2 separate regions of the Mus musculus genome follow, and region 2 is linked to region 1. The links are chromatin loops, found by intact Hi-C in ENCODE. Cell type or tissue: gastrocnemius. All regions are shown on one strand.

What was found. A loop is a pair of places that touch in the nucleus more often than their neighbours do. Peaks named below come from ENCODE experiments on the same cell type or tissue, not always from the same donor. Only the 100,000 strongest peaks of a DNase experiment are listed, where the experiment ranks them.
Region 2: it touches region 1 in a loop (2.9-fold over the local background); 2 of 42 quality-filtered maps call a loop at or near these places.

The regions. Positions count from the first base shown.
Region 1 is chr11:104,228,926-104,233,925 of GRCm38, reverse strand. Mapt (microtubule-associated protein tau) reads right to left here and starts at 2,490. Exons shown (of 12, transcript NM_001038609.2): 1 at 2,319-2,490. In gastrocnemius, CTCF peaks have their summits at 1,419, 2,565 (motif pointing right), 3,275 and 4,159; DNase peaks (open chromatin) are centred at 1,593, 2,539, 2,631, 3,320 and 2 more places; H3K4me3 peaks cover 3,521 bases; H3K27ac peaks cover 3,973 bases.
Region 2 is chr11:104,458,679-104,463,678 of GRCm38, reverse strand. It overlaps a transcript of Kansl1 not described here. Among named protein-coding and RNA genes, the nearest start is that of Kansl1, 19 kb to the right of the region's middle. In gastrocnemius, CTCF peaks have their summits at 1,929 (motif pointing right) and 4,988 (motif pointing right); a DNase peak (open chromatin) is centred at 1,931.

The DNA.
Region 1 (5,000 bases):
CAGGCGGGCCCGGCCACGATGCCACAGCCTCAGGCCGCGGTTTGATCGGGAGAGGGCGTTCCACCCCCAGCCTACATCAATCTGAGTGAGCAGTCGACGTGGGCAATTCGGCCCTTAAGAAGCTCATCCATCGGTCTCAAAACTGCTTACCCGCACCAGTATTCAGCGGTAAAATTAACCAGAAAACCTCGAAGACCGAGCTTACTGTACGGTGGGGAGGCTGGGACCTCTTAGCTTTCTATCCCTCTCTGGTTTCAAGGGCTGTTGTAGATGTGGATTTTTTTAAAAATGAAAGTCCCTCATTTAAATGATATTAATAAAATAATATCAGTCAGCACGCTTATAATAAAATACATTAGAGGCATCTCTCTCTCTCTCTCTCTGGATGGCTATGGTTGCCAGTGCCAAGAGAATGATGCTCGCATCAGGGATGAGGGGCCCCTTCCTCGTGTCTTCCAGGCACTATCAGACTACCCCAGGATTCTAAATCTCCGCGGAGTAAGGGGGGGGGTGGGAGGTAGGGGGTGGGAGGTAGGGGGTGAGGTAACGCCCAGAGGTTCCTCCTCTGGCTGGTGTGGTTCCTATGGCAACCCTTAACCCTCTCTCCTTGGGTTGGGAGGGATGGGTGTGGCCGCAGTATCCCAGGGGATCTCATACCCTCTCCTCACACTCTCCCACCGGGAGAGGCAACAGGGTTCAACGGTGGTGGTGGTGGTGGGGATGCGGAGTTGAGCTTGCCGAATCTCCCCATTCCCGAGGGTTATCTGGCTCCCCTAGCAGTGAAACACAAGTGGGGTGTGGTCCTCAGGATGGCCTGGGTGTGGGGAGGGATGTGCTTCCTCTGAGGGCTCCTGCACACGAGAGTCTATCTCGAATCCCACCCATGTGGCTCTGGGTCGAACTGGGGAGTGGGCTGCCGCAAGTCTGTAGATCCAACAAAGGGTCTGAAAAGAGTGGCGAAAAAAGGATGGAGCTGCTCCGAGTGCGTAGGCAAATATCCTCGTCGAATGAAAGCTTCCCGCCTCCCCCCGCACACTCCCCCAAAAAACCAGGGCTGGGAGCGCAGATCCTAAATCACACGACGAACAAAGCAGCGAGCTCCCCTAGACGACCTCAGGTGAACGCTCTGGTGCGCACCGCTGCAGAGGCAAAACGCCAAGGCTTCCGTGTTCATCACCCCCTGTTCTTTAACATGGGTCCAAGCCGGGTCCTCCAAAGCCTGGCCACAGCTCTTGGCATGCTACGATAGAGACGTGACTCGCCGCAAAAAGATGGCACCTCGCGTTCAGAGAGGGGGGAAAAAACGGAGAGGGGTGGCAGCGGGAGGAGACACATCGTACTCCCCCCTCCTCGCCCACCCAGGTCCACACCCACTGCCGCAGTGAGGGGCGAGCCCTGCGCGCCAGCCCGCGCCTCCGGCAGGGAGCGCACATGCCGGGAGCCCGGCGCAGAACGCAGAGAAAGAAACGCGCCCCGAAATGCACCTGCAGCCCTCGCGTGGGTCTGTGCCTGGCTGCAACGCTGCGCGCCCTCGAGCGGGGAGCCGCTGCCAGCCAGCCCGCTGACACCGCGAGGCCAGGTGACCCCTGACTCTTCGAGCTCCCACATTGGGATCCGCGCACTACCTTCTCTCGGGCACGGCGCTGCCCCTGTCACTGTACCAAGCGCGCGCAGGGGGAAGGGCGACTAACGTGACAGCGCCTGGACCCCTCCCCATCCTCCGGATTCCTCCCAGCCCCCAAATGTCCCCTGCCGGCTTCTGAAGGAGGAAAAGGGGAGGGGGCGGGCCACCGCCTTAAATCAGGGCCAGTGAAGGCCGTGTCAGAATCGCTGTCAGGGAGGTGGAGAGACATGAAGGCAGTCATCTTTTCTAGAACCCGATCCACACCTTCCTTAGGGCTGATGGCAATCAGGAGCAGAGAAATCCGATTTCAGGTTCTGTTTCGGGGGTCGTCGTTGGACCCCCATGCACACTCACAGACCCACGCCCATTGCGGCAAAAGGCTGAGATCCAGATTACAGAACAACCCCTTCCCTAGGTCACCGTCATCCGCGCCCCACCCTGCGGGCACAGCCCCCCTCATTTGCGCGGAGCCGATAGTGGGGACCCCAGCACTCATAGATACACGCATTCGCTCGCGTGCGTGCATCTCTTGCACGCGTTCCTTCCCAGCTCCCCAGCGCCTAGGGCGCAGAGAGGCCCCCGCCGTTGCGCCTGATTGATGCCCAGCTCCCTAAATCCATCTCTGGGGCGAGGGGTGGCAGGAGGACGGCGCACAGGGCCAGAGGGGACTGGATTTCAGAGCTGCGGCGCTTACCTGATAATCGACAGAAGGCGAGGACAGAAGAGGACAGCGGAGGAGAAGGTGGTTGTGGCGGCGGCGGCAGAAGGTGGGCGGTGGCGGCGGCGCTGCTGCTGGTGCTGGAGCTGGTGGGTGGCGGAGACTGAGAGCGCGCGCGGCCGAGAAAGCGCGTTCTGGAGGCCGGCGGGCAGCGCAGGCGCGAGCCACGGGAGCGCGAACCTCCCTAGGGGAGGGGCGGGCAGCGAGGCCTGGGCGGGCACCTCCCCTTCCGACCGCTAGGGGGCGCACGCGAGCGCCCCTCAACCCTCCTCTCTCCGCGCCGCTCGGCTCGCCCCTCTCCGCGCTTCCCTCCCCGGGTCCCGCCACGCCTCGGGCCGCGGTGCTGACCGCCGCGCGCACGCGCATTCCGTGGCGCACGCGCACCCGGCCTCCCGGGGCTGCAGCCTTTGTCTAGTCCAGGGGTCCCCTCCCTCGGTCCCCGCGGGGTCCAGGCAGAGCGGTGTGTCGGTCATCGTCCGCTTTTCAGTTCACCCTCGCTGGCTCTCCAGGCGGTACACCGTGAACCCCAAGTGCTACAGGCTCCCCGAGTCTCCTAAAATGTGGCCCTCCAGATAGAGCGCACTTTCTATTTCCAGGGCCAGCTGTTCGCTTGCTTTCTTTCCACCTGTTTTTGTTAATGGCCAAAGTGAATGATTTCCTTGACAAATCTTCTCGAAACAGATTAACTTGACCGTAATACACTTTAGCGTTTTCGTGGAAAAACAATTGTTTTTAAATCAAGGAGCATTCAAACCCATTAGGTATCTTGACTGTGACCCTAGCGAAGAAAAATCTTTAAATAGGTAAGTTCTAATGATGCTTACCACACACACTGCAAGGCATTTTCACAGAGTTATTTTTATCTCGTTTATTGAAACACCTTTGTACAGCGTGAGAGCTGAATTTTTAAGGTGCCTGCTGGAGATGGCCACCTGCTGGATGTCAAGCTTCCGGTTGAAATTGGTCATTAGTTCTCCTTCCAGCTACGTAGGCGTGGGCTGTGGCTTTAGCTTAATATCTTACCTCCCCAAAGCTCAATTCTCTTGGACAGCTGGAGCCTGTTCAAATGCAAGGAAGAGAGACAGGCACCTACTTCTTGCCAAAGAGGCGAAAACTTGTCTTGAAGCTTTCATTTGCATGCCGTTTTTTCTTTATTTTTCAAGGCAGGTTCTCACTATGTTGCCCTGGCTGGCTTGGAGCTCACAGAGATCCCCTGCCTGCCTCTGCCTCTAGAGTGCTGAGATTAAAGGTGTGCACTGCTATCCCAGCAGTTGTTTCTAAAACTCCAACGTTGTACCTGCTCGGTGTGTTGGCTCACATCTGTAATCCCAGCATTCAGATAGGCTGAGACTTGTTCAAGATCAGCCTGGGCTATATAGCAGAATCCAAGCCAGCCTGAATTGTATTACAGGGTGAAAGTGAGTCAACAAACAAACAAACAAACACACTTCTGGGCTGGGGGGGTGGATGGTTGTGAGCCACCATGTGGTTGCTGGGATCTGAACTCAGGACCTTCAGAAGAGCAGTCAGTGCTCTTAACCCCTGAGCCACCTCTCCAGCCCCCAAAATAAAATTTTGAGATAACTTTGGGTTCAGTTTTCTAGCACCACAAACATTTTTTCCCATATGAGCTTAATTACTGAATTATTCTGGAATGACGCAAATGGGGCTAATTTCTTTTTACTTTCTTTTTAAAAGAATTACTTATTTATTTTATGTATACAAGTACGCTGTAGCTGTCTTCACACATACCAGAGAGGGTATCGGATCCCATTACAGATGGTTGTGAGCCACCATGTGGTTGCTGAGAATTGAACGCTTGCTATCTCACCAGCCACAGAGGCTCTGAATTTCTAGGTCTTGCCTTGCTATTCTTCTAACCACAAACAGCATGCCTGCTTCAAGACTTCTGCATCGGTTCTGGACATCTAGGAACTTAGTAGTCTTCCTGCTCCTCTTTCAGGCCAGCTGTGCTCCTGGTCAGATCAATTTTCAGACATAGTCCTTTCAGTCACGGCAGTCTCTTGCTCAAAGATGTCTACCGGCTTTCAACAGGTGCACTTAAACTCTTTGGCCTAGCATCTGGTCCTCCTGCCTTGATCAGACCTCCCCTCCATTCTGCTCTGTGACTGAGGCCACTGAGGCCACTCCACTAAATCTCCTTTCCACCTTTGTACTCTGGGGCTTCCCTTTGCCTACAAGGTCCTGGCTCTTAGTCCTGCCCATGAATACCCTACCTAAGCTTCAAACTCAAGGTTAGACTTTACCAAAGCCTTCTCCGCTCACTGCAAGTAGAACTGATATTTCCAGTCTCTACAAGGCACTTAGCTATATTATTCCTGAGGAGAGGAGAAGAGTTTATATTTATCTTTCCATGTTGGCACCTTATTATTGTCTCCAATAGTTGTCTTTACCCTGTGTGGGTATTGAGCACCCTTGCCTGATACCAGCTATGTGATGCACACATGTCCAAACAGAAACTTAAGACATTGCAAGTTTGTATCTTTGACTCTGCTTTCCACTACCAGAAAGACATACTGCCATGTGCTGCTCCCGAAGCCCAGATTCTGGAGTAAAAGGCTTAAGGAAGTATATACACCATGAGGGAAAAATTTAATTTATTGCAGGAGCCGCCAAAGATTTTGGGAGCTGGTTGTT
Region 2 (5,000 bases), 230 kb before region 1:
AACTTTTAGGGATCAGTCAGTTCTCTATTTCCACCATGTGGGTCTCCTTGATTGAACCCAGGATGTCAGCCTTTGCAGCAGACACCTTTACCTGCTGAGCCATCTTTTCAGCCTACTACCGTTGTTTATAAATGGTTTCCTGCTCATTTTCATTTCTCCCTTCTGAGTTCAGAGCATCACCTTTTTGCCTGCATGACATTTGAGTCACCTCATTATTCTCTTTACCGTCTATCTTCCAAGCTTCTTGTAAATGTAGATCTTATGAATGATTATGTCCTTTTTTTCCCTGTGGCTTTCAGCTTTTGAGGTACACTTTGGTTGCTTTAGCCAAGTGCTGATGCTCTGATTGCCTGGCTCCAGTTGTTTCAACAGCTTCCTTTGTGTACTCTGTACCTGCCCTCTGGGCCTTCAAACAGGCTGTTATCTTTTTTAAAGGGCCTTTACTATCTTCTGGCAATTTATTCCTCTTCCCTTTATCTTTAATGTTTGTGTGTGTCTGTGTGAATGTATGCCTTGTGTGTGAATGGAGGCCAGAAGACGGCATCAGGTCCTTTGAAGAACTGGAGTGAGCTCTATGAGATGTGCATAGTGAGTGTTAACTAAATGGATCTCTGGAAGAACAAAAATTGTTCTTAACCACTGAGCCATCTCTCTAGCTGTCTTCTATTTCTTTCTTTCTTTCTTTTTTTTTTTTTTTTAGATGTTTATTTATTGTTATATATAAGTACACTGTAGCTGTCTTCAGACACCAGAAGAGGGCGTCAGATCTCATTACGGGTGGTTGTGAGCCACCATGTAGTTGCTGGGATTTGAACTCAGGACGGTTGGAAGAACAGTCAGTGCTCTTTATCCACTGAGCCATCTCACCAGCCCTGTCTTCTATTTCTTAGTAACAGTTATCACCATAATATTAACAGCAACAGAAAGTACCACTGGATGTATCCTGTGGACCTCTGGTCCTCAGTGTGTGTGTTGCCTGTAGTGCTTGCTCTGGGTGTTCAAGCCTAGGACATCTAATATTGAGTGGCCACTAGTTCGCTTCTCTTGCACTTTGTGAATCTCCTAAGTTTTCTGGGATCAAAAGCTGTTTCTTGTTATTTTATCTTATCTTATTTTTATTTTTAAAATTTTCATTTCTTATATTTAGTATTTGGAATGTGTTTAAAATGGATTGCCTAAGGACATTGCCAGACTTAGAACTTAACTCTTTATAGTTTTTGAGACAGTCTTACTCTGTAGCCCAATGTTGGCTTGATTTCACGCTGTAGCTCATCTGGTCCCTTAATTTGTGGTGATCCTCTCACTTCAGTCTCCCAAAACACAATGAAATCTGCATCTTTAGGAAAGGATCAGTGGAAAAGCAGAATTGTTATATCTATTTGCCAGTCTTAGTCTTACTCTTTGAAAATAAACAGAGTCTGGTTTGATAAGTGTAAGCAGGTTTGGAATGAGGGTAGGCAGTAGTTATAGTTACATTCTTGTGGTGTTGAGGACCAAACCAAGGACCTAATTTGTATTAGGGAAGCACTCCACCCCTCTCCTTTATATTTTTCTCCCCTATTGAACCTATGACCTTACTATGCTGGCATACACTCCATCGTTGAGTTATATCTTAACTTCTCCTTATATACTTGCTTTTGATGACAATTCAGTCAATTTCAAAAGGTAACCAGAATGGTTTCATATTATTAAAATAGAGAGACATTAATAATGTGGACCTGAAATGTACCAGCCAATCAATGTATTTAGTAGGGAACTGCTAAATTTGTTCTTTCATAGTAAGGAGTGATTTTTTTCCCTTCTTTTTTCTAGAACATGTTAAGTATAAGTTTAGAAACAGCTTTCCCTTATCTGTGTATATGTTGTTTGTAGCAATAGTTGTGTCCAGTCTATCTACCTCTTGATTATGGCTATATTTGACCAGCAGGGGGAGCCAAAGTTGCTTATGTGGCTTTATCCCAATTGATTTTTCTCAAGAGAAAAAAGCTTTATTGACAAAGAACATAATGAAAGTTCACAAAAAAGAAAATATAAACACATGAAAAGCATTTTTATTTTGATAACTAATCAAAGGTATGCAAAGTTAATGATTTCATTTATTAAATTGCCAAATGAACTGTCATAGGCTGGCCTTAAACTCAAATTAGTGTGTCTCTGCCTCCCCAGTGCTGGTCTAAAGGTGTGTGCCACTACAACCTGGCAAGAGTAAGTATTTTTAATGTCTTGAATACATGGGTAGTGAAAACACTCAGGCTGCAGAACTACTGTATTGTTGTAGACCTTTGGTGCTGTGAATTGAATACAGGGATATTTATTTACTTTTAAAGATTTATTTTTATTTATGTATGTCATATGTGTGCAGTGTCCAAGGAGAGCAGAAGAGGGCATTGACTGTGCTGAAATTGAATAGGTGGTGGTAAGCCATTTGAAGAAGGTGCTTAGAACTGAACTTTAGTCCTTTGGAAAAGCAGCAAACACTGTTAACTGATTGATTAGCCATCCCTCCACACTATATTGACCATACTGGCCTTGAACTCACAGAGATGTGTTTGCGTTTGCCTTCCAAGTCCTGAGATTAAAGGCATGCTCTACCACTCCCTGCTGAAATTAATTAATTAATTAATTAATTAGAGATACAGTTTTACTTCGTAGCTTTGGCTATTCTGGAACTCACAGAAATCTACCTGTCTCTACCTTCTGAGTGCTTGAAATTGAAGGCATGAGCTAACAGGCCTTGCTGAAAAAAAATTTTTTTTTTGACGATTAAAGCAATATTTTAGGTGTGTTTATTTTTCTTGAGTATGAATCTTTTGCTTGCTTGTAAGTATATGACCACCATACTGAGTGCCCCAGAGGTCAGCAGAAGGTGTTGGATCCTCAGAAACTAGAGTTACAGATAGTTGTGGGGTACCGTGTGGATGCTGCATCCCCTGCAAGCATAAGCACAACTTCTTAACTGCTGAGACGTCTATCTCTTGAATATTGTTTGATTTTTTTTTTCTTGAGACAATTTTATACTATGTGGTCTTGGACTGCCTAGAACTCTGAATAAACGAGGTAGGGCTTGATGATTTTGCTTGTGGCACCGTCCCCTCCCCCCTCCCCCAAGTGCTGGGATTACAGCTGTTCATCTTCATGTTTGCTTTTTTGAGGATTTTTTTAATGCCTTGAGAATTTCAGGATTCCAGAGCTTGAGAATTCTACAGCTACATAAAAGATTCTAAGTATGAAATAGAAGAATATGTATTTCTTATACATATGTGATGGTTTGTATATTCTTGGCCCAGGGAGTGGCACTATTAGGTGGTATAGCCTTGTTGGAGTAGGTGTGTGACTGTGGGCATGGGCTTTAAGCTTATCCTAGCTGCCCAGAAGATAGGAGAACTATTGGCCTTCAGATGAAAATGTAGAACTCTCAGCTCCTCCTGCACCATGCCTGCCTGGATGGTGCCATGCTACTGCCTTGATGATAACATATAAGCCAGTCCCAATTAAATGTTGTCCTTATAAGAGTTGTCTTAGTCATGATATTTCTTCACAGTAATAGAACATTGACTAAGACAGAAGTTGGTACCAGGGACTGGAGTATTGCTGTGATAGGCCTGACCATGATTTTATTTGTGCAGATCTGGCCCAAGATCAGTATGTGATGTAAAGACTGTTTTGTGGTATTTTGGTAAAGAATGGCTGCTTTTAGCCATTATCTTAAGAGTCTGCCTAAAGTGAAGAGATTTAGATTCATTGCTTTGAAAAAGGAAGCCCCCCCCCTTCCCCCCAGGGTTTCTCTGTGTAGCCCTGGCTGTCCTGGAACTCACTTTGTAGACCGCTGGCCTTGAACTCAGTAATTCGCCTGCCTCTGCCTCCCAAGTGCTGGGATTAAAGGTGTGTGCCACCAAGCCTGGCCTGGTATAAATTTTTTTGTGTGGTTACTAAAGTTCCCTCTTATGAAGAGCAGTTTAATGAAAAGGAGCAAGCTGAGAAAGAAAAAATATAAAATATATGGTTTAAGTATTAAAGAGGCACCAAGAAGTAACATAGAGCTGAATCCTGTGTTCAAAGAGATAAAGAGATTAAGGGAGTGTTGATCTCAGAGCAAGATCTCACCCAGCTAAATTTACTGATTGCATTTGCAGTTGAATAAGAAATAGTTTGGACTTTTAATCTGGAATGAACTACAATCCAGAAATGGAGGGCATACTTGTGACTCAGATCTTGAGGCATAGTGGCCATGAAAAGCTGAAGCCCAGGCAAGATGGTATGCACACACCTTTAATCCCAGGAGACTGAGGCAAGCAGATCTCTGTGTTCTAGGCCAACTTGGGACAGAGTAAGTTGTAGGTGAAGAAAGCTCAAGTCCTTTAACTCCAGCATTCAGAAGACAGAGTCTTCAGACCTTTGGGTTCAAGGTCAATCTACAGAGCAAGTTCCAGGACAGCCAAGCTTAAGCCTATAGATGCTGCCGTACTCCTGCCTTAATGATAATGGACTGAACCTCTGAACCTGTAAGCTAGCCCCAATTAAATGCTGTCCTTATAAGACTTGCCTTGGTCATGGTGTTTGTTTACAGCAGTAAAACCTTAACTAAAATAACATATAAAGATAGGTAGAAAGAATGGAAGAAACTTTGTCAAGAACTTACTTGTTTTTGGAAAGAGAGAACCAATTTTCTGACAATCCATTGTCATATAACTAGACGTTTCATTGAGTTGGCAATTCATCTGTCTGGATTGGCATTAATGAATGTTGAGGTGAAGTTTTGTTTCGTTGACCTGAAAAATGAGCTACTCTTAGAAACTTAGTGCTTCTAGAAATTATTTCTATCCTATAAGATGACCCAGGGTGAATTTATCAATAGATACAAGCATTTTTTGAAATCTGTTTTTAGTTCCACATGCCTTTTGGTGATAATCCATTCCACAGATTTTTTTTTTTAAAGAATTATTATATTACTTTTTGTGAGTACATTGTCGCTGTCTTCAGATACACCAGAAGAGGGCATC